2 separate regions of the Mus musculus genome follow, and region 1 is linked to region 2. Evidence: chromatin loops called from intact Hi-C (ENCODE). Cell type or tissue: left cerebral cortex. All regions are shown on one strand. Links, peaks and the distances in the headings refer to the core of each region. The heading gives the core; the rest is flanking DNA. Region 1 holds the start of Gria4 (glutamate receptor, ionotropic, AMPA4 (alpha 4)). Region 2 overlaps Gria4 (glutamate receptor, ionotropic, AMPA4 (alpha 4)).

What was found. A loop is a pair of places that touch in the nucleus more often than their neighbours do. Peaks named below come from ENCODE experiments on the same cell type or tissue, not always from the same donor. Only the 100,000 strongest peaks of a DNase experiment are listed, where the experiment ranks them.
Region 1: it touches region 2 in a loop (7-fold over the local background); 5 of 42 quality-filtered maps call a loop at or near these places.

Annotation. Positions count from the first base shown.
Region 1 is chr9:4,789,752-4,804,292 of GRCm38, reverse strand. Gria4 (glutamate receptor, ionotropic, AMPA4 (alpha 4)) reads left to right here and starts at 8,059. Exons shown (of 17, transcript NM_019691.5): 1 at 8,059-8,448; 2 at 8,930-9,106; 3 at 10,325-10,483. The coding sequence starts at 9,019. It overlaps Gm46100 (predicted gene, 46100), which reads right to left and starts at 7,989. Exons shown (of 2, transcript NR_165471.1): 1 at 7,919-7,989; 2 at 4,136-4,332. In left cerebral cortex, for the core only: no CTCF peak of the experiment used is centred there; DNase peaks (open chromatin) are centred at 9,029, 9,730, 10,072, 11,006 and 2 more places; H3K4me3 peaks cover 4,382 bases; H3K27ac peaks cover 2,327 bases.
Region 2 is chr9:4,534,903-4,542,902 of GRCm38, reverse strand. It overlaps Gria4 (glutamate receptor, ionotropic, AMPA4 (alpha 4)), which reads left to right. Exons shown (of 17, transcript NM_019691.5): 5 at 5,084-5,268. Among named protein-coding and RNA genes, the nearest start is that of Gm46101, 24 kb to the right of the region's middle. In left cerebral cortex, for the core only: CTCF peaks have their summits at 4,819 (motif pointing right) and 5,971 (motif pointing left); DNase peaks (open chromatin) are centred at 3,493 and 5,937; H3K27ac peaks cover 279 bases.

The sequences.
Region 1 (14,541 bases), core at 6,542-14,541, 250 kb before region 2:
GCTTAATGAATAGATCATCGTGTTCATGTAAAGGTGTCAGATTTTAAGATGGAATGGCATACATTGACACCATGGATACTGTCATTTGGTAAATTACTTTAAATCATTTTATATTGCAGTGGTTTTAGCCTAGTGTCACTTGTGATAGCAGGGGCACAAATCTAACACAGAACTGAACTGGTGTCATGCTAATAAATCCTCCCTGGTATGCACATAAACTATCAGTTAACTCTTTTAAACTACATAATAAAAACAGAGTATTTAAGGAGGGTATATTGCTCATAGGATTATCATTTGATCTGTTATTTACTTATGTATGAATATTCACAAAAATAATTTTTGTACTTCCATTATGTTTCTTATTTTTTTTTCTGTATTTTTGTTTGAAGTATGTCAGTGTTTGTGTATTTTTTGCCTATAATTGTTATTTCCTTTACCTTAAGGTCTTAAAAATAATATCAGTATTTTTTAATCCTATTCATAAAATACTGACCTCTGTCCTTGTGAGGACAGGTGGGAAACGGAGCTCCTGGACTCTTTATCCAATCCTCGGTGGGATCCACTAGATTGGCCTCTAGCTTTTGTCATGAAGATGTGAGGGAGCTATAGTATTTTTCTGCTCTGTGAATACAATGAATAAAATATTCATTGCTTTGCATGGTACTAAAGAGAACAGCAAAAATGCCCCGGTGTGTGGCTGCCTGCTTTTGTAACCAACTGCACCATATACATTGCACGGTGGATCAGGGGGCTGTGGGATTTGATGCCCCATAAGTCTTGACATTCAGCCCAACTTACTGAATACAGAGAACCAGAGACCTGAATGTCCAGCTGGGCTTCTTCATAAGACCTAATCAGATAGGCATCGTTAGGTTTTAGTTTGCAATATGCAGACCACATTGTTCATTTCCAGCTGACAGCCTTCACGCCAGCTTCACAGGCTGTGAATGACCCCCCTAGAATGTGTGTGACGCTTGTAAATCAAGGATCATCTTATGTTTATGCATAATACAACAGACTTTGCTTGTGGCTTAGTAGTTAAAATGATTCCCGTTTTTCCAGAAAACATGAAGTGAGTTTCCAGAATACACATTAACAGCTCATGGGCTACCATAGCTCAGAATCCAGGAGATATGTCAACCTCTTGTGACCTATTCCAACACCTGAACATGTGTAAAATATACTCACGTGCATATATATGAATATATCTTTAAGAAAACAGAGAAAAACGATTAAATCCAAACTGCATGTCTACTGCTATGACATTTTAAAGATGTCAGCAAAGGAAGATGAATTATTTAATAACTCTGGAAATATGTGAATGATTATCAGATAAATGAGTGACACTTTTATTACCAATGTCTATGAACAAAGTTTTTCATTAAAGAGAATCAACTGTGTGCTATATATATATTATAGAAATTAAGTAAATTTTACAAACAGGACTTTAATTCTAGACTGATCCAAATGCATTGAATAGAAAGAAGGCTATGAAAACTTTATACCTACGGCAAGGTACTTAAAACAGTAGGCAAGCTTTTGTAAGTACAGTATTCTAAATATGCTAATATGTCATTAAAATATAAAGTGATATGCAAAATAATTTTATTTTATATGCATTCAGTAGTAGGCACATAGATGCAATTGTTTCATTATTTTAAATTGTATAAGACAATTTAAAAAGATGTGTTTTTATTTCTGTATATATGTGTATCTCTGAGAGAAGTCAGTGAACATGATTACAGTACTCATGGAAGCCAGAAGCCATATTCTCCTGGAGTGGAAGTTACATGACATTTTGAGTCAACTGACTTGGATGCTAAAAACTAAACTTTTTTACTGAGAAGAATACCTTCTTTAAATTGCTACCACATCTTTCCAGCTCCCTGTAGGTGGCATGTTATCCTTAGACACATTTTGGAAAACACAACTCTTGTTACAGAAAGGAAAAAAAAAATCATTCTGAAAATTAGTTCTTGTCACTTGTCCATCGTTATATGGCCTTGACACTGAAAAACACATGTCTCATACGAAGCAGAGCCACACACTTCAGAAATGAAAGCAAATAATATTCAAAAGATCATATTTTCTTCTAGAATTGAGACAAGGAATACTTATGTCAATGTAAGAATAACTGAATAGCAATTTTAACATATAAACATTGGATAAATGATCAAGGTTATTGGATAAACACAATACCGAAAACTTTTGTTGAGTGCTTTGGCTTTAATGGGCATTAAAACCAACACTGAAGCAAATTAAAATTATTATATATATTTATATATGTTATTGGGCTATATTAGTAAAGTAGCACAGTTCTCTGTCTTATGTCGCATGTCAAATTATGTTGTAATTTTTAAATCATGTTTTTAATTTTTATAATTCCATCATTTCACCATTACCTTTCTTCCCTCTAAGTTCATCCATAACCCTTCTTTCCTTTTTTAAACTTTGTTTTATTGAATACCATGATTCCAACTATTATTGCCAATTTACTTTCTTCCTTATAAGTTGGCCTCTATTCTTTAACCAATGAAAATCCTGCAGGCTTTTAAAATCAAGTTCAAATTTTAACTTGGCCATTCCTATCCTATTCTGCACTAGACATTAGGATGAGACACTGTTATTGAGGTAGGAGTAGACTCATGGTAAATATCCCAAACTCCCTGCATTGAAAGATATAGAATTGAGCTTTTGCCATTAATTTTTGTGCTTAGCTACATTAATTCACACACACACATTTGCAATTCTTTTAGTATTAGAAGATAATTCCCTAGTAAAACTTTTTATTTCCTCATAATGTGATGATTCAGAGAAAATAATCTAAAATGCATAGTGAATGAATAAGCCAGTAAGAGAAAGATTGCTAGCTTCTCTTCCATGACTTCCTTCACTTACAATGGCTCTGGAGAGTAATGAGAACAGTGAAACCAGAGAAATAATCTTTTTCGGAGTAATGAAGATTCTGTGTTCCAGGAAAGTGGATAATTTATCCACATTAAAGTGACACATGATGTCAATTGGTTTCACAAAAAGACCATGTAAGGTAGACAGGTGTCAAAATATTAGTCAAGTAACTGCTAAAGTCCAAGATCAGTGTACTGACTTCAAGCAAGATTGGCTTCCAAATACAAAGGTGTAACTCTGCCCTCTGTGAGGTGGTAAGGTATAGTTCTTATTGCTTGAGAGTACTTCCAGAAAAAATGATGAAAATCGAGAAGTATTAGCTCAGTAGGAGGAAACATATTTAAACATATGAAAACAACACTCCTGACAAGAAAAGGCTTTGCTAACAAATGCACAAATAATTTATTAAATTACTGATATTCATCTCGAAATGCAATCCCCACTTTCAGAGTTAAATACAATAATATCATACATTTACAGAGCTCTGAAAGTCAATGTTTTCCTAGAAGACAGATAAGTAACCATAATAGATCAGAAGTTGGAAAAAATTGCCTACTAATTTTCTTCCTTGGAAAACCTTAAATTTGTTTAATATCATGAGTAAATACATTTTGATAAATTATCTGAATGATGGAGAGTAAATGAGTGATATTGAGTATTGAAATACTGGAGTTCACTTGGAGATGCAAGTAAGAAATCACTTTCAGCACTTTTAGCTTAAACCACATGCATGTAATAAAGAATTATAAGCATATTATATTCATATGATGTAATAGATATATAGATGCAATAGATATATAGATCATTTGCCACATACATAAACAAATACTGTGAGCAAATCAATGACAGCATGTGAGTGTGTGTTTGTATATGTATGTGTGTATATATGTATACATAATATAATTTTCTAATAAGATTAAACAGGATTTCTAGGAAAACAAATAAATAATTATATTACCAGGGCAGATAACATATATGATAACCCTCTGGTATCTTGTAGTGACATTAATATGATTGTTTTTATTTTTAACTTATAAAATGAAATAGAGACATAACATCAATTCCTAGTGTCTAAAACTAGTGATCATTCCATTGTATATAGAGACACTTTTCTATCTTTGGATATTTGTGTGGGTATACCACTATACTGATAGATGTACCATATCATAATATAATATTTTCTTATTTTATATTCTTGTTTCTATGACAAAAGATTCAACAAAAACAATTTAAGGGAGAAATGATTTATTTGAATTACAGTTCAAGGTACAGTCATTGGGCATACAAGTCAAAGCAACAGATTCTTGAAGCATCTGGTCACGGTGCATCTACAAATCCAGAAACAGAGGGAGATAAAGGCTTACATGTTGCTGCTCACTCTCATTTCTCCATTTGTACATCTAACATCTTGCCCAAGGAAGAGTCCTGCCAAGAATTAAGATGCGTTGTTCCACATCGATTAATATAACCAAGATAAATTCCCACAAGCATACCCAATCTCCCAGGTGACTAGATCTTGTCAAACTAACAATTAACACTGACTGTCACCAATACTCTCAACAATCAATGGGCTTATAGATTGTTCTGTGTTTTGTTGAGACCAAAAGTGCCTCAGATATTTCTAATTTGTGTAGTATATCTTTAGATATAAAAGCTTTAAAGGCAGTGTTTAGGGTTAAAGAGTTATGTTTTACTCAAACACTAGATTCTCACCTAGAGTATCAAAATTTCTAATTTATTTTCTATGCCCCCAGCCTCATTATGTAACTTTACCACATGTACATAAAGTTTTTTAGTCTAAAGAAAAAGTATCGTCTTTATTAGCTCGTTTGTGCCTTCTCCATACATCCCCATCTAGTAGATGCAGACAAAAGGGCTGAGAAAGTTTACATCCACTTGGTTTGTTGCTTTCTGGCTTCACTTTCAGCACTTCTCATTAAGTAAGTTGAATTTTCAGTGTTCAAAAAGGCTTATGTTCATTCATGTTCAACATGTGACTAATCCCTACTTGACTGTCTTTGCAAATCAATAGAAAACCAAATTCTCTTGCTCTGTGAAGTCTAAACCATCTTCAAGTCTTAAATTGCTCACTTTTCACTTTGGGGCTCTCTCAAAGCCTTGGCCACATTTTTTTCAGGCATACTTTAATGACAACCATTGCCTACTTTATGTCAAAACTGTAGGGAAAATTTAAAGATATTGTTAGAACAAAAAATCCAGTAACAAAACAATGCTAAAATTGTCAGGAACCTGGAAGTCTCATATCTGAAGTCCAGCAAGTATTACTACTGCACAACCCTGAAGCCCTTGTGGCAGGCCACACTACTTTTTCTAAATAACATGGATTCTTCATTTATTTTCAACTTCCAGATACCTTGTTGTATCATAAACTTATTGGTCCCATAGGTTTTAACAAAGACATTACAGTTTCTTACAGCAAACACCTGATAATCAATATAATTCCTAGAAAGGACTCATAACCATTGCAGGTCCTCTAATAACAGTGGAGAAGGTGTTGGTGCTGTTCCCCATTGTGCCACAATACTCAGATGCCCTAGTTAAAACTAGTATGTATGTATATGTATATGTATGTGCATGTGTATGTGTATATGTATATACACATATACACACACACATATATATATATATTTATATATGTACATCATATGTATATATACATATGATATACTTATATAAGAAGAAGAGTTTAGAGTAGTCAAATAAAGTGGGTGGGCTAATTAGTTAGAAAATGAAAATAAAAAGCATTATTATGTGTGAAGAATGCAGATACAGTCTACATTCTTACCATTCTATGTAACAGCTCTATAAGACAAATAACGCAAGCCTGTCCTACATCCACTCGGTGGATACATAATTCGGTGCTGCTGCTAGAACTCGTGAAAAGTGGATAATCACCTTTGCCCATCAGCAAGGATCAAAACTTACTCAAGTAGAAGTTAAACTGTTTAGTATGTTTGAAATTTTAATTTAATTTAAATGCAATATAAATTTTGTGTAGCTTATTTTATTATCTTTTATAACAGAAGCGCAATGCTATTATTTGCAGCCTTAGTTTTCACAAAACAGAAAAGATAAAAAAGAAAACATTTCAAATCCCTGTTTTTGTGCAAAAGTAATGCCTCATAAACCAAAATGACAATGCATGATTTGTGTAATCCAATTACTTAGAATTTGTACAATAACAATCTGTGCTGAGATGTAACAGGGATGTTGATGTAACATTCTTTGAAGAGATGGGATTTTAAAAGCAAACTAAGGATTGAGGAAGCAGAAGAACATTCTGGATTTTTAGCGAAGGGTTTAAAATACATTCTCCAAACTACAAAATAGGTCACTCGTCACATGTAATAAAAAGACATGAATGATATTTCTAGTTGCTTGAGGAATCTCCACTGTGTTTACTGCAATGATCACACTGGATCTTATCCCACCAACAAGCTTTCTTTTTTGATTACATGCATGTGAATTCAAAATCATCAAAGCAAATTTAAAATGTTTTCAAAACAAAACAAAAATGAGAAATACTGATGTGATGAATATATAAATTAGTTATTTGGTACCCCAGCTAATATTAATAAATCATAATATCACTAGGAACCCAACAAATATATATGCCTGGATATAATCCATTTTTTTTTTTTATTAAATGAAACAAGAAGGGGGAAGGCAACCTGAAGAGATAAAGGTAACACGTATTTCAAGAAGGATTTTACCAGGTAAATTCTTGCTGCAATTTGATATACGTCATCAGCTTCCCCTTTACACATTTTATCAGACACACTCAGGCACTTGCTTTATTCTTTTAAAAATGTGATAAGAGGTGCTATTCCATTTTCACTAACTTCTTTTTGTTTGTTTATGAGAGTGTAATTGAATTACTACAATTCTCCCTTTCATTGCCTCCCTCCAAATCCTCCCATACTCTAAACCCCTCCCTACTCATCTTAAAATCTATGGCCTCTTTTTCAATTGTTCATGTGATAATATATATCACATGAATATATATATATATATTCATATATATATATATTCATTCTAAATATAAACTTGCTAAGTCCATGAAATATTACTTGTATGTGAGTGAACTGTTTGCCCAAGGACTACCAATTGGTTTGTTATTCTGTGGAAGACAATCTCCCCCACTCCCAGTTCTCCTCAGTTGTCTATAGTTTTTGAGTAGGGTTGAGTTCTCCTAGGCTTCCCTCCTGGACTTTAAACTATATCATTGAAGACCTAGGTTACTGTCATTTCTCCTTAGGACATATTATTTTGTATTGGGATATTAGAAAGCTATCTTCCATATTGTCTACAGGTACTGCAATCACCTCCTTTGGAGGTGTCCCAGCCTCTTCCCATAAAACGACAGCGAGTGAAATGACAGCTTTAAAGGTGACTCTGTGAACAAAGTGACAATATTCCTAAAATCCTAGCTTAATTCCTTTCTACTTTCTTATACAAACTCAAACTAACTTGCTGACTTCATCTGCAAAAGCCATGCCTTCTTGGAGGTGACTGTAAGTAGAATGAGTTTTCCAAACCCCAAGCAAAGGAGATGTGTATGGAGAACACATACACAACAACACACACAATACACTCACCACGACACACACACACACACACACACACACACACACACACAAAATGCAGGAAAGCATCCTTTTGGGTAAATCACTGAATAGAAATGAACTGCAGCCTTTAAGTAGTTTTCTTAATTTATACTTCTCAATGTTAATTCCTAATTCTGCCTAGTGCCCTTTAAAGAACATACTAGAGGTCTCTGAGTGTGTCTTGCTAACCACCACCACCCCTCTGGTCTCCTCTTCCTCCCTTGCCCACCCCCTCACACACACCTCCCTTTTCTATCCTGTAAACTTCTCTGACTTTCACTACCCTTACCTCCTACCTCCTCCAATTCTTCCCTTCTAGACCCCAGCCTCATCACCTCGGGGCTGCCTTGTCCCCCTCCTCGCTCCTCTCCTTCTCTGAGTACCTTTACCGCATCCATCCGCATCAAGGGCTTTGCAGATTCCCCTGGTTGTTTGCTGGTGAGAAATCTTTGCTGCAGTTGCAGCAAGGAAGTCTCCCCTCGCGTGCGCGCGCTCGCTCGCTCGCGCGGGCGCGCAACCCAATAGCAGAAGCGGACTAGGCTGGGCAAGGCTGAGAGGAAAGGGCTGGGAGCCGGGAGGCAGCTTGTCCTCCCGCGAGCCTGCAAGGATGCTGCAGGGGACTGAGACCATGGGGAGGTGCTAACTTCCTCTCCAACCCCCCAGCCCGGGATCCGGGCTGGCATACCCGGCCCCCCGGGGTAGTTTCCTGCCAAGCTCAACCAAGAATCCAAAGGCGACTTGGAGGGCATAAAAAGAAAAACACTGGTTCTGAAGAGGGGCCCCCACCTCCAGAGCCGGTTCCTCGGCAAACGCGCGGAAGGTAGGAGGAAGGGGATCAGATACTGGAGACTGTACGCCAAAACCCCAGCCTGAAGACTCGCTCCAGAGCCTCCCTGAAGACCTGGGCGATCTGGTGAGTACAGGCTGGGGGAAAGGGAATGGGAGGCGAGGAGCAAGGGGCAAGGGGTGAGGGGCCGTGGTGGGAGTGCGCGCTCCGGTACCGAGGCACTGGAGGCGCTCAGGGATGCTGTAGCCCGGGCGGGGGTCGGCTGTGAGCTGCAGAGCGCGTGTGGCGCCCGCAACCGTGTGGATGTGAGCAAGGGAGCGCAAGGGAGCCACAGACAGAGCGCATGTCTCATCTCTGTGAGCAGAGCAGCAGCTAGACTGGCCACCACCATCTTCTGCATGAACATTATCAGCAGGACAGAAAACCTCCCCCAGGGCTATGGAGACTGCGGGAAACATCTGGCAGCTGGGGATGGATTGTTGAGGGAAAGCTGTCATAACCTAAAAGCACCCAAACCTTTTCTTCTCTCTCTCTCTCTCTCTCTCTCTCTCTCTCTCTCTCTCTCTCTCTCTCTCTCTCTCTCTCTCTCTCTCTCTTTGAATTTTAGCGCCATCATCTTCAATGCCTCTCTGAAAATCATTTAGCAAGAGTGAGAGAAAGAGAGGAGAGCGCGCACCAGGGAGAGGAGCAAAGAAGATGAGGATTATTTGCAGGCAGATTGTCTTGTTGTTTTCTGGATTTTGGGGACTCGCCATGGGAGCCTTTCCGAGCAGCGTTCAAATAGGTAAGAAGAACTGGGGAAGAGGTGCATGTAGCTGATGTGAGGTAAATGAGTTGCAGATAAGGAATTCTATGGAGGAGCTTTCCCTTTTCAAACAGACCTTCTGGGTGCAAGTTCAGGCTAGCACACCCAACCCTGATTCAAGTTCCTTCTTGCTCTACAGTAGGTTAAAGTAGGAATGAAAGAAGTTGAGGAAGGAGAAAACAATAAACAAACAAACAATCAAACCTTCATGGACTTTGATTGCATTTTATACTCGTTTTCTTTTAATCTCGTTTTCGTAGAACAAGAGGAAATGCCGAGTTTTATTTTGTGTTCGTTTTTGTTTGTTTGTTTGTTTTTTTTAACCCACTTTTTGCTATTCTGCAAGCTGCAGCATTCTCGCTGTTACAGAAGGAGATGGGGGGAAAGGCATTTTTTGCCCTCACTTCTTTCCTTGTTGCCTTGCCAGTTGGCAGATTCAAATGTTAGACCCTTTTCGAGGAACCTTCGTTGGTTTTATTTTGCTTTTGACTTAAGCTTCTGTTCTGTATCTCCCCACCCTCGTTTCTCGCGACCCTCCCTTCCTCCACCATGATTGCCATTCTCCTCTCCTGTCTGTTGATGGGACTCGGCTATTGAATTTCTTCCAGCCCAGCCCAGCCCAACCTCAAACACTGCATCATTTGTGTGTGTGTGTGTGTGTGTGTGTGTGTGTGTGTGTGTGTGTGTGTGTGTGTGTGTACTGTGCACAAAACCGAACTAATTGGACCGGGTACACAAAATCGGGGGCCAAGCTAAGTTCTCTTCCCTTCTAAACCTTCTAAACCTGCTCTCGTGTGCGCCTTCATGTACCTTCGTTCAGGTCCTGTATTGTAATGGAAATCTCTTCTCTATCCATCTGCATATTCCCTGCTAGAGAAAGATGTCCTGAACTGGACTGGCTGATACAATGATGTGATGGGAGAATCCTAAAGAGGGCAAGGGAAAGAAAGCAAGATACACAAAATTGTCTCAGAGGTCATTGTGATCACGACAGATTGAAGCAAGAAAAAGCTGAAATGCCTTAAAGACTAAAACATTAAGCATGCATTGCAGGGACAAAAGGCAGCCCCTATGATATGGCAAAGAGCTCCTTAATTGTGTGTGCTTGCGGTTGGAGATATGTTTGACAGTCATGGAACTAGGTGTAACATTTAAAACAGGAATCATTGAGTGAGTATTTCCTGCTGTCTTTCATAGGTGGTCTCTTTATCCGAAACACAGACCAGGAATACACTGCTTTTCGGCTAGCTATCTTTCTTCATAACACCAGCCCCAATGCATCTGAAGCCCCTTTCAATTTGGTACCTCATGTGGACAACATTGAGACTGCCAACAGTTTTGCTGTGACAAATGCATGTAAGTATAATATAAGTTGCGGCTAAATTAGAACTAAAATGAGCTAGTGGGATTTCTTTGTTAAGAATTTTCTGGAAAAAATCCAGATTCTAACAGTGATGTTAGAATAAAAAAATCATAGTTTAAAAGGTTTAGTCTCCTTCCTTTCTTTGCTTCCTTCCACCCTTCCTTGCCTCCTCCCTTTCTCCTGTATCCTTTTTTCCCTTTCTGCCTTTTAATTTTCCTGCATGGATCACATAAACTGAATTCTCTTGTAATGTTTAGTATTGTTCCTGTCTTCCGAATACTAGTGAAAACTGTACTCAGTTTAGTGTTTTATTTCATCCTTTTGGGTTCTTCTTGATTTTTACTGAAGTAAGTGCCTGCCTTCCTTTTAAAGAAGACACATGCTCTTCCCAGTAGTAAAAGCCATGAGAGGATGCAAGAGAACAAGTGATGTGGAAAATGCATTTAAGTCAGTCAGTAGATACTACATAAGATCCAGTGATGTCATTGGAGGCTGCTCTGCCCTTATGTTGGAGGTTGTAAATGTCTCTTGCTGTTTTAATGGATATCTTTTCATGGAACTCCATGAATCCCTACCCTATTGCCCATCATTTTAGTCTCTGATCTACTTGGATTCTAAAACCAATCCAGCTGAATCTCCCACATAATGAAACTAAATGGGTGACCCCATAGAATGCCACCTGGAATATGTACCCTGTCAAGATGCTATGGAACTTGATGTGGCTAAAAAAGCTAACTAATCGCATTAATATAAACCACTAAGATGTAAGCCATCACTGACTCTGCTCTGCTTTGGGTTCTTGAAGTGGGGGATGTTTCAGATGCTTCCTCACTTTGCTGTGCATATCTACTTGGTTTAAACATGTCTCTGGATTGTCTAAAAACATATAGAAGTGGTTCTACATAAAATAGTATGTGCTTTGTTTCTCTTGCACCAAGTTTGAAAATCTTTTAATTAAAAATTGTCAGGTCAAAAAAATAAACTGAAAAAAGAAAGAAGTACAACAGAAAATAGATTTAAGTGAAAAAAGTTATCTATTTTATGAACTGCAGTGTTTGTGCACATATTTACTTGACATTAGATCATTTACTGGATAAGAGAATGAGTCTTTATTTGGCAGCTCTGTTTAATACTACATTTTAGAACTCAATTTTCTGAAGCTGTGGAAGCTTTGGACAATTTTGTAAAATGTTCTAGCTTTGTTTTGTTTTGTTTTGTTTTGTTTTATTGTTAAAACTCTTATACTTACTATAAGTTCCACTTGGTAATTACTGCCTGTTTGTTTTACTTGGTGATAAAACTAATATTAAAGAAAAGGGGAGGTTATTTTAAATAAAAACGCGTGCAAATTATAGCTAGGTTTGTGGATAGTTATCTATAAATTTTATGAGTTACTTTCAGCATATGCTAAGTACTAAATGAGATATCAACATTTCACACAATTCTACTTGAAGAATTCTCTTTAAGGGGTGTTATTTATTTATTTATTTATTCATTTATTCAATGTATTCTTATTTTATATTTACCTCATGACTCTCCTAAGATTTTCTCAAAACCTTACCAGCTTGGAAACTAATTTATTGTCCAGATATATTTGGGATAGATTGTCCGCCATTAATTACATTTGCATAGTATCATTTAATTTTGAATGAGTTTCCAAAATGCTGTAGTACACTGTGATTTGTTTTCACAAATTAATATCTCACGAGCCAGAATGGCTGCATAATGACATTCAGCTTTGAAAACTCTAAAGTGCTAACTCTCTCCAGACTGTCAGTTATCCTCACAGCATTATTTTAACTAGAAGTATTTTAGTTATGTAACAAAATATGCATGAATGAAATGATAGTGCCAAAGCAATGGTAAACTGAGAATGTGGCAGCTGGCTACATGATAATAAAACTTTAAAAGTATAAGCTATAGAGGATGTTGCTCCCACAAGTAAAGACTGAGGGGACTAAAACAAGTAACTTTAAATATATCCAAGTTTCACACAGTGTTGGCAATTTAATGTTTTTCACATTCATATACAATTGATTCTCTGTAGATGTTTAAAAGCAAATAGTAAATAAGCAAAAATGATTTCTAGTGAAAAAAAGAATATTTTTTTCTTGATAAATGACTATAGCAAATGCCCTTTAGATAAATCCTAACTGCATTTGGTTGCAGGCAGTAGAGAATGTGAATCAGGTGGTTGGTGTTTATTGAATAGAGTGTTCCAAAGCACATACACATATGATTCCATAGTAATTAAGGTAAACCCTAAGCTGCAACTATATATCAACCTAATCTGTCAAATTTTGCCTTTTATTACCAAATGGTAAAAATAGACCTTGAAGTTTAGTAATTTAGAAAATTAACATGAGTTGTGTTTTTTTTTTTTCCTTTGTAATGGCAGAGACTGATTTTTAAACTTGTTATTTGGAATGAATACAAATAATATTTCTTACACTCTATTATTTTAATTGTGATATACTGATACTGAATCTTTATCAGCTTGGGTTTCTTCTTTGTATGACTAAGGAACATTAGTCAGGGTACATTTAATTTCTTTTATGGTAACTATTCTCACACAAAAACAGACTTAAGAATAAAATGCATTGGTTGCATGTTAAAAAGATATAATCTAATGCTGGTTATCAGGACCAAAATTAAGTTTGTCTTTTAAAAAGGCTGTTTAGCTCTCAACTACTAAATGTATAGAGTACACCAGCTTGTAAAACTGGACATGATTAACTCAAATGGAGTAATTTGGTGGGTATAAGTATCATATTGCTGGAGGAAGCAGTAATTTTATTGTTAGCCATAATTTATCTTCAGCAGTATTTAAATTAAATTTTTGCTTTCCATTCTTAAGTATTTATATTGATAGAGAGTAAAAGTATTTATATTGATAGATAGTCAAATTCCACTGAATATTATAAAGGAAATTAGATTTACAGATAATAAAATTATAACCAATTTCAATAACAGAAGTGTAATAAGTAGCACTTTGACTCAAACATTTAGTGTCATTGGATATGTACACTATTCCACTATTGTGATCCATAAGAGCATGCAAGATGATGAAAGCAGATATTCCAGACTTATGCAATCAATATTCTCTGTGTTTCTTAATTACAATCTTTTAATAAATGTATTTTGTATAAGTATCAATATAGCTCTATCTGTAAAAAAATTGATAATGTTGATAATGTTCTTACAAAACATTTGATACAACTCACAACAGCCTAACTTTGCAGATATATTTTCACTACTTAAAAAATATTAGTTTGGAGAATAGATTTGTTAAATTTTACCAAAACTAGTAAACAAACTACTAAACTTTGTCTATCACCAAGATTTTTAAAATACAGAAATATTTGAGACGTTGTATTATGAATTTAAATTATCTATAGAAACAACATCCCGTGATCAATCAGCCTCGGTGGCATTATCTACCTACATTCTGTGCGTGGACTGATGCTTTAAGTTAAGAATAGACATTGGGAATCATATGATAAACCTGATACATAGCCAAGACACCAAAGAAAGTTAAAGAGTTCTAGACTGATTCTATCTTTGACAGTCTGTGGAGAGGACTACCTGATTGTTGGTACTTTTGTTTACCTAGTTTCTAATGGTGTCTTATTTTTTCCTATTTCTCTGCCTAGACAGTCTGCTCAATTGTTTACCAGATGCTGATAGAGAAGTTACAAACATTGAATAACTGTATATTACACTATAATAACTATGAAGAAAATAGTTTGGTTTTGAAATAGGATAACACTCTTGTAGCACATATTAACCTATAATTCATGATCCTACTGTCTCAGCCCTCCTAAGTGCTGACATTAGAAGTGTATGCCACCATGCCTGATACCATTCATATCTTTTTTCCTTTTTCTTTCATTTTCTCTCCTTTTTTTTTTTTTTTTTTTTTTTGGCAGGGTTTCTCTGTGTGGTCCTGCCTGTCCTGCAACTCGTTCTGTTGATCAGGCTGGCCTCGAACTCACAGAAACCAATCTGCTTATGTCTATTCTTTTATCAAAGGTAAATCAAACTTTTTTGT
Region 2 (8,000 bases), core at 1-8,000:
TAACTATGCCACTGAAAACACAGTATGAACTTACTGGTCTTCATGCAAATGAAACAGTGCACAGTATCCTGGTAGCTCCTATCTTTTTGAAGTGATCTTCTCCTACGCATAAATTTCTCCTGTTTAACCTCCTGATGCTTTGTGTATTGACAAATATACTGAGTAAATCTTACACAACAAATGTCAAATAAGACAAATTTTCAGTAAAGAAGAAATACCACTGAGGTGCTACTCATCACCAAATAGGTCACTTTTTTTTTTTATGATATAGGAGGTTTTGCTGTGAAGTGTTACAGTAGTGTTAACCTGGCTGCCATTTTATTTAACATAATCCTTGTACAATAAGATAACATGATGTAGATACTTGATGTTGCTTGACAGTATTTTTAAATAACTATGGAAAGTTATTTACTGTGATCAAATAATACAAATGTACCTGAATGTACTCTACTGCAATTGCAGAATATTTTATTTCTTTGCATTTATTTATAAAATGCTATATTTTGACACATAGGTCACTTACCTAATGGTAAGTTTTACAAATACCACACTGATTGTAAAAAGACCGTTTGTGCTTTTGCTGATCTTGATGCACTTTATAAGATCTTAAACATAGAAAATTTTCAACAAAGGATATGAAATTAAAATATTAGACAGCTTTTCAAGATGGCATGCAAAATATTATTTATAGAAGTGAATTATTGCTATCTATGTGACATTCATCCAAAAAAGTAGCATTCACTTTTGGATAACAATATTAAATTGCATATTTTTAAGAAAGTGGCGATATAACTCACAATCACATGTAGAAACTGTATAGCTTGACTTATGCTTTCAAATTTATATAGCAAGTAAGTTATTCCAAAGTCTCAAAGGCAGCATTTTCTCTTTGTGCAAATACATTCTCACACCTATTTTGGCAAATAAAAAATGCACATGTACCGAAGGGAACGTAAATAATGAGCGTATTAAAGTGAAACAGAATAATAAAGACTTAAAGCTTGAGCGAGGTTCTGAGACCGCAAGTATGTGTCCTTCCTGCTGCTTAAAAAGATGGCATTGATTTCTAGGATTAATGGGTCTTTTCAATGGATAGCATGTCTTGACATTTAACCAGAATGTTCTTCTAGGTTTTTTGTCTTATTTCACTAGCAGCATAATTTATAAATATGAACAATCTGACAGTGAAATGCTGCCTTTGAAGTTCAATTTTTTGGTTAGTGTGAACCTTGCAGCATAATCTAAATGGATAAATATATAAATTTTATCAAAATATATGTTTCTCTATGTCTTATAAAAGCCATGTCATCCAGAAAATAGTAACATTGACACTTTGTCTTGTCATGAGACCTGACAGCCACATAGTGCTTCAACAAATAAGGCAGCAACATGAAAAGAGTTTAGTCAAGCTGCAGGTCGATGTGAGGGAGCAGGGAGATGAGCCAATGTGTGCTCCATGTTTATAATTTTGCAACATTCAGTTAATCAAAGAAGAGTTTTGGAATTACCTTTATATTGTCACAAATAAAAAGAGAAAAATAGATGGCAACTGCCATTCCTTGAAGCCTTCATAGTCAAATAATAGATTTGTAGATATCAATAAATAAATAAAAGGAATCTTGCTTCAGTTACCAACAGAACACAAGTCCAGGGATAGAAGAAGTTAAATATGAATTCTTACAGAATGATAGCTCACAAGAATTAGAGAGATAGCTCAGTGGATAAAGTGTTTGAGAACATGAAATCCTGAGTTTAAATCCTTGGCACCACATAAAAGCCAGGCATCGCAACTCTGTGACATGGCACCTGTGACCCAAGTGCCTAGAGTGATGGATCCACCCACAGAGGTCTAGACCCAGCCAGTCTAGAAGAAATGGCAAACTGCAGATTCAATGAGATATCTTGGCTCAAACCTTAGATTAAGGGTGATTTTTAAAGATATTTAATAACCTCTGGCCTCAACAGTCTCATGCAAAGTGAAAAATGAGTGTACACACACACACAGAGAAAGAAGAAGGAAAGGAAAAAGAAAGAAGGAAGAAGGGAGGGAGGGAAGGAGGTAGAAGACTGAGGGGCTAGGAGCACTTGGTGTTATTGAGCGTTTTATTACCACCACCCACTTCTGGCTACTAAGAATTAAGTGACAAAGCAGAAATCTGATGTTGTCTTTTAGCCTTTGGGGCCTACCACATGCATATATGCACATACATCACCCAAACAGACACATAATCACAAAAGTAGAAGACGAAATGAAACGAAAGAGCTTCTACATTCATTCAACAGGAAATAAGAAAGCCCTAGGTTGATATCATCCTGAGTGAGGTAACCCAATCCCAAAAGAACACACATGAAATGCACTCACTGATAAGTGGATATTAGCCCAGAAGTTCAGAATACCCAAGATACAATTCACTGACCACATGAAGCTCAAGGAGAAGGAAGATCACAGTGTGGATACGTCAGTCCTTCTTAGAAGGGGAAACAAAATACCCATTGGAGGAAATGCAGAGATAAAGTTTGGGGCAAAAACTGAAGGAAAGGCCATCCAGTGACTGTCCCACCTGGGGATCCATCCCATATACAGTTACCAAACCCAGACACTATTGTGGATGCCAACAAATGCTTACTGACAGGAGTCTGATATAGCTGTCTCCTGAGAGGCTCTGCCAGTGCCTGACAAATACAGAAGTTGATGCTCATAGCCATCCATTGGACTGAACACAGGGTCCCCAATTGAGGAGCTAGAGAAAGTACTCAAGGAGCTGAAGGGGTTTGCAGCCCCATAGAGGAACAACAATATGAACCAACCAGTACCCCCAGGGCTCCCAGGGACTAAACCAACAACCAATTGGTACACATGAAGGGACCTATGTCTCTAGCCACATATGTAGCAGAGGTTGGCTGTGGGACATCAATGAGAGAAGAGGCCCTTGGTCTTGTGAAGTCTCTATGCCCCAGTGTAGGGGAATTCCAGAATAGGGAAGCAGGAGTGGGTGGGTTAGTGGTTAAGGGGAGGGGAATATGTTTTTGGAGGGAAAATGATGAAATAGGATAAAATTTGCCATGTAAATAAAGAAAACATCTATGAGAGAGAGAGAGAGAGAGAGAGAGAAAGAGAGGGAGAGAGAGAGAAAGAAAGAGAGAGAAAGAGAAAGAAAGAAAGAAAGAAAGAAAGAAAGAAAGAAAGAAAGAAAGAAAGAAAGAAAGAAAGAAAAGAAAAGAAAGCCCTAGGTTCCAGGTTGGTGGGAAAACGGCAATGTCAGATGAGATATGAAAAGGTAATAACAGGTATGAACTACAAAGAAAAGACTGGATATGTATGGAGCAACACATATCCAGAATAAGCATAATGTAATTAGCATGCCCTCTTTCTTCTTTGGGAATTTTTTTATTTAAATAAAAATGAAGTCTGACTGCCATGGTATGCATTTGGCAGGAAATCAGGCAGTTTATATTTTAGATATGAGCTCATCATCGGGTCCATCTGTTGACATTGTCTGTACATCATAATGTTTGGAGCTCTGAGACACAGAAAATATAACCTCAAAATGAAACTCCCTAAATCTGAAACTCCAAATAATTGCTCTCTTATCTTATAAGCCTGGTGTGTTCACTTTCAAATTTCCCTTTGAATCCTGCCAGCTAGCCTAACTGCAATACCTATTGAGGGAGAAACCAGAGACAGCAACTACAGAATAAGATTACACTGCTGTTAAACTCTTCAGGAGGCTATTTTGTTTATGCCAAGCTAGAAAGTTAAAAAAAAAAAAAAATGAGTGGCTCTGGTCCTAACCAATTTTTATCTAAGGGATGTTTTTTATACATTCAGAGAATCTTTTCCTCCTAATCTTTCAAGCTATAACTAAAAATTGAGGTCTCAGGAAGCAGGCATGAAAATAATATGAAGCTGAAATCTCCTTCCACTTGTGGAGAGATTTGGCAAACAACAGGCAGAGACCACAGCCTTTTCCCCCAAGAAGTTCTGTCTTCACCTAACCAGCACTTAGTCTGCCAAAATTTTATGATTTTTCAAGGATACTGTAGTTGCACTCTCACATTGAATTATTTTCTTGTTTACTTGCTTCATGTGTATAAATGTCCTAGCATGCCTATGGATGTCACAGGACAATTTGGAGTACTCCATTCTATTCTTCCACCATGTAAACTGGGAACTGAACTCCGTACACCCAGCTTTGGTGGCAACTGCCTTTTCTTGTTGAGTCACTTCATCAGCCTGCCCAGAAATCATTTTGTTTTGTTTATGTAGAGTTTTTGTGACAAGATCTTGTGTAGGTCAGACTGGCCATAAACTCCTTCCTTATGCAGCTGAAGCTGACCTTGAGCTCCTATGTCTGCCTCTCAACTGGTACAAATACAAGCATGTGGCACGTGCATTTCCTATTGTTCTTTGAAAAGTTTGGTCACATGTATTTGAATGTCTATCTCCTCTAAGAGTTGATAATTTACCTCATATCAAGCCTACACACTTCATCTGCCAGAACAATTGGAACATAATAAATAATGTTATCACTGTATACATCTGCCTATATCATCAAATGGAGCTCTGACAATAATACATCCTCAATAATACCATAGTACGGGTGTTTTGTTTTGCTTTGATTTGTTGGGATTTTTTGTGCATCTTTTCTCTATAGTCAAACCAATAACGCTGTTCGTACCCTGTTCAAAACAAACTCTTTCTAGAGTGTAAAATAACAAAAGGGGTCATGAAATTGATATTGACCACAGGTAGTGATGCAGTGGAGTTTTGTTAATCTCATCAAGAGTATATCTAGACCAAAGGAATATTCTCCAGTAGAGGGAGTTTTGAGATTTTAAAGAAGATATACTGTGACAGCTTCATCCAATAAGTAGCTTAAAAGAATCTGTTGCCTGAATAAAGAAAAAAAGGGGAGGGGGAAGGGTTTCACAAAAAAATGACTCACATTTTCAAGATTCAAAATGATCTGTGTTTTAAATATGAAAAATATTGATATGGATCCAGTCTATAACAAAAGTCCAAAGGAATATCTTTACATATGTTGAAAGAGTATTTTTATTAACTTTTTTTTCTCTCTAATAGGGTATTCAATACTTCAAGCTATAATGGAAAAAGCAGGACAGAATGGATGGCATGTCAGTGCGATATGTGTGGAAAATTTTAACGATGTCAGCTACAGGCAACTACTAGAAGAGCTTGACAGAAGACAAGAGAAGAAATTTGTAATAGATTGTGAGATAGAAAGGCTTCAAAACATATTAGAACAAGTAAGTTCTGGGCTTCATCTTATTACTAAGGTGTGCGTTAGATAAAAATGTTGACATATTCCAGTTCTGTCTCCATACTGTCTTCCAGTTCAGAATATGAGAATTAGGAATTTTCCATGATTTATCTCCAGAAAAAAAAAATGACAGTTCTTTACTGTAAAAAGTGTCCTTTAGTCCTTAGGTACAGTTGAAGATAGGAATACAACTTTTCCATCCTGTAAAGATATAAGCAGTAGAAGAGCATTTGCTTAGTCACCAGGAATTCTGAGCCTTTATTAATATGAATCTTGAAGATTACTGCTATGAAACTATTAAAGCATTTGAAAGGTCCTTTTTATATTCTAAACAACTAGTTGCATGAAAATTATCAACATAAACTAGCAAAGCAATGAAATAAATGATGATTGGCTAGAACATTCTGTAATGTGCTGTTTCTACCAGATGTTTTAAGTAAATACTACTTGTTACCCATAAAGATGATTTTTCAACTTCCTTTTAGAAGGGGACTCTTTGAATAAAGATTTCAATAAATAACTGTTGATGAGCTTTGAAGAGGGTAGGAAAAGATAAAACTGAGCTTTTCCATTGTATTAAGTGGTAGGAAAACATTATGTAGTTATAAATTGCATTTGCTCCTCTGCCTTGAACACAATGATAAAGGCTTCCACCAAAATTAGAGTGCCTGGGTGCCATCTAGTGGTTCTTAGGAAGTTTGTTCATACTTACCCACAATAATTCAGAGTTAATCAGTTAGGTATAGTTTAACTGCAGAATTACACAATTGGATTTGGAATAGAAAACCTATCAGTTTGGAGTTCATTTACAATACTCATCTTTTTTTTTGTTTTTGTTTTTTTGTTTTTCGAGACAGGGTTTATCTGTGTAGCCCTGGCTGTCCTGGAACTCACTCTGTAGACCAGGCTAGCCTTGAGCTCAGAAATCTGCCTGCCTCTGCCTCCCAAGTGCCGGAATTAAAGGCGTGTGTCACCACCGCCCGGCTATAATACTCATCTTAATATCCAAAATATATCTGAGATTCTACCATAACTCCTACAAGCTCTGGATTGCGTATCACTGTATATATTAGAATTTTAAAAATTTTATCATAAAATTAATTTTGCATTTTTAAGATATGAAATAGCATTGCACTATAAGAGCAATTAGTAAAGTATCTATCCCTTATTATCCTGTTATAAAAGAAATTAATAATACTTCACTAAAAACAGAATCTCTGCTACTTTGGTAAACTATGAATACTAAGTGTACACAGATCAGGTAAATCAGCCTTGATGTCAGGTAAGGAGCCTTGATGGAATTCCAAGGAAACCTCTCCTTTAATATGCAGAGCAGTGACTCCAAATCCAATTTTACTCTCTCCCTTCCATGCTTGCTGCCCCAGTAGTGAGACTTTGCAGTTGTTTAACCTGAATAATTTTTGCAAATCACTGAGGATGAGTCCCCTGCAGAGCAGCCAAACATCTGCCAAGATTGCCAAATTCCTGTCAGAGGCTGGATGTCATCTGTGATGACATTCACTTAGCTCCTGTGCTCTAAAGACCCAGACTTTCGAGAGAAGTTGGTCCTCAAAGCACACTTTCCGAGGCTTACCTGGTTTCTGAGGAGGAACTTGGTATACCTGGGTGCTGAGGGTAAACGCTAAGCCTTAAATGACTGTGAAGGGTTGGTCTTTCCTGCTCCTCTCCGCCATTTTCTCCTTCTCCTCTTCCTCCTCTTCCTTCACCTTCTCCTTTTTCTTTTTCTCCTCCTCATTCTACCCTGTTTTTCTGTTAACACTTTAAAGAAGTTAAAATTTTGAGTGTCTACGATACCTATTCCTTTTTGGTAAACTCTACCTAATTTCATTACTATTAGGGCTACCTACATAGGATTGTAAAGAGCAATCCTTTAATTCAAGAAGACATTTCATAAAGTATAATAAACCCCACTGTGCTGTAAGGAGATAATGACTTCTTGGTTATATAATCATGGTTCCTTCCTCCTACAAGCTGTGTCTGATTAGAAACATGATTATTTCTTATCTTTATTCCATAGCTCCAAAGAAAGTCGCGTGTAACATTTGTTGGTTTGATTCTGTGTTTTATGGTGCTGCAGGTTGAACCCAGAACCTCCATGGATGTGTTTTGCAGGCTCTCTGTCAATGAGCTACATCTTCAGCTCTGGATTTCATTCTTGATTCTATTCTATCAGAGGAACTAATCCAAATGATTCTGAGAGTGTATGCAATGGCTCACCTTTCAACAAAAATCCATATTCATTAATTAAACAAAGAATAGAAAACATTTCATAGACTAAACTAAAGCATTATTTAAAGAATAGTCACCAGAGATTGAATAGATCTTTGTAAGTAAAAGGAAGAGATTAGGGCAGATTTGATAAGGGGTACAAAAAATCACTCCCAACCAGAGGAATAACGGCTAGATTTCCATCACACAGAAAGGTGACTAGAGTTGATTGTATTGTATTGTATTGTATTGTATTGTATGTTTTGAAATAGCTAGGAGATTACAATAGTCTATATTGTTTGGGAGTCTCTTGAACTCATGGCTGCTACTAGGGTTTCAATTAGATGATCTATGGTTCATGAGGAAAATATTTTTTTTCCCAAATGGTATAGCCTCATAAAGATATATATATATGATAGATAGATAGATAACAGATATGTGTGCATTTGCATGTTTGTGTGTTTATGTATGTGTTTACATATACATATA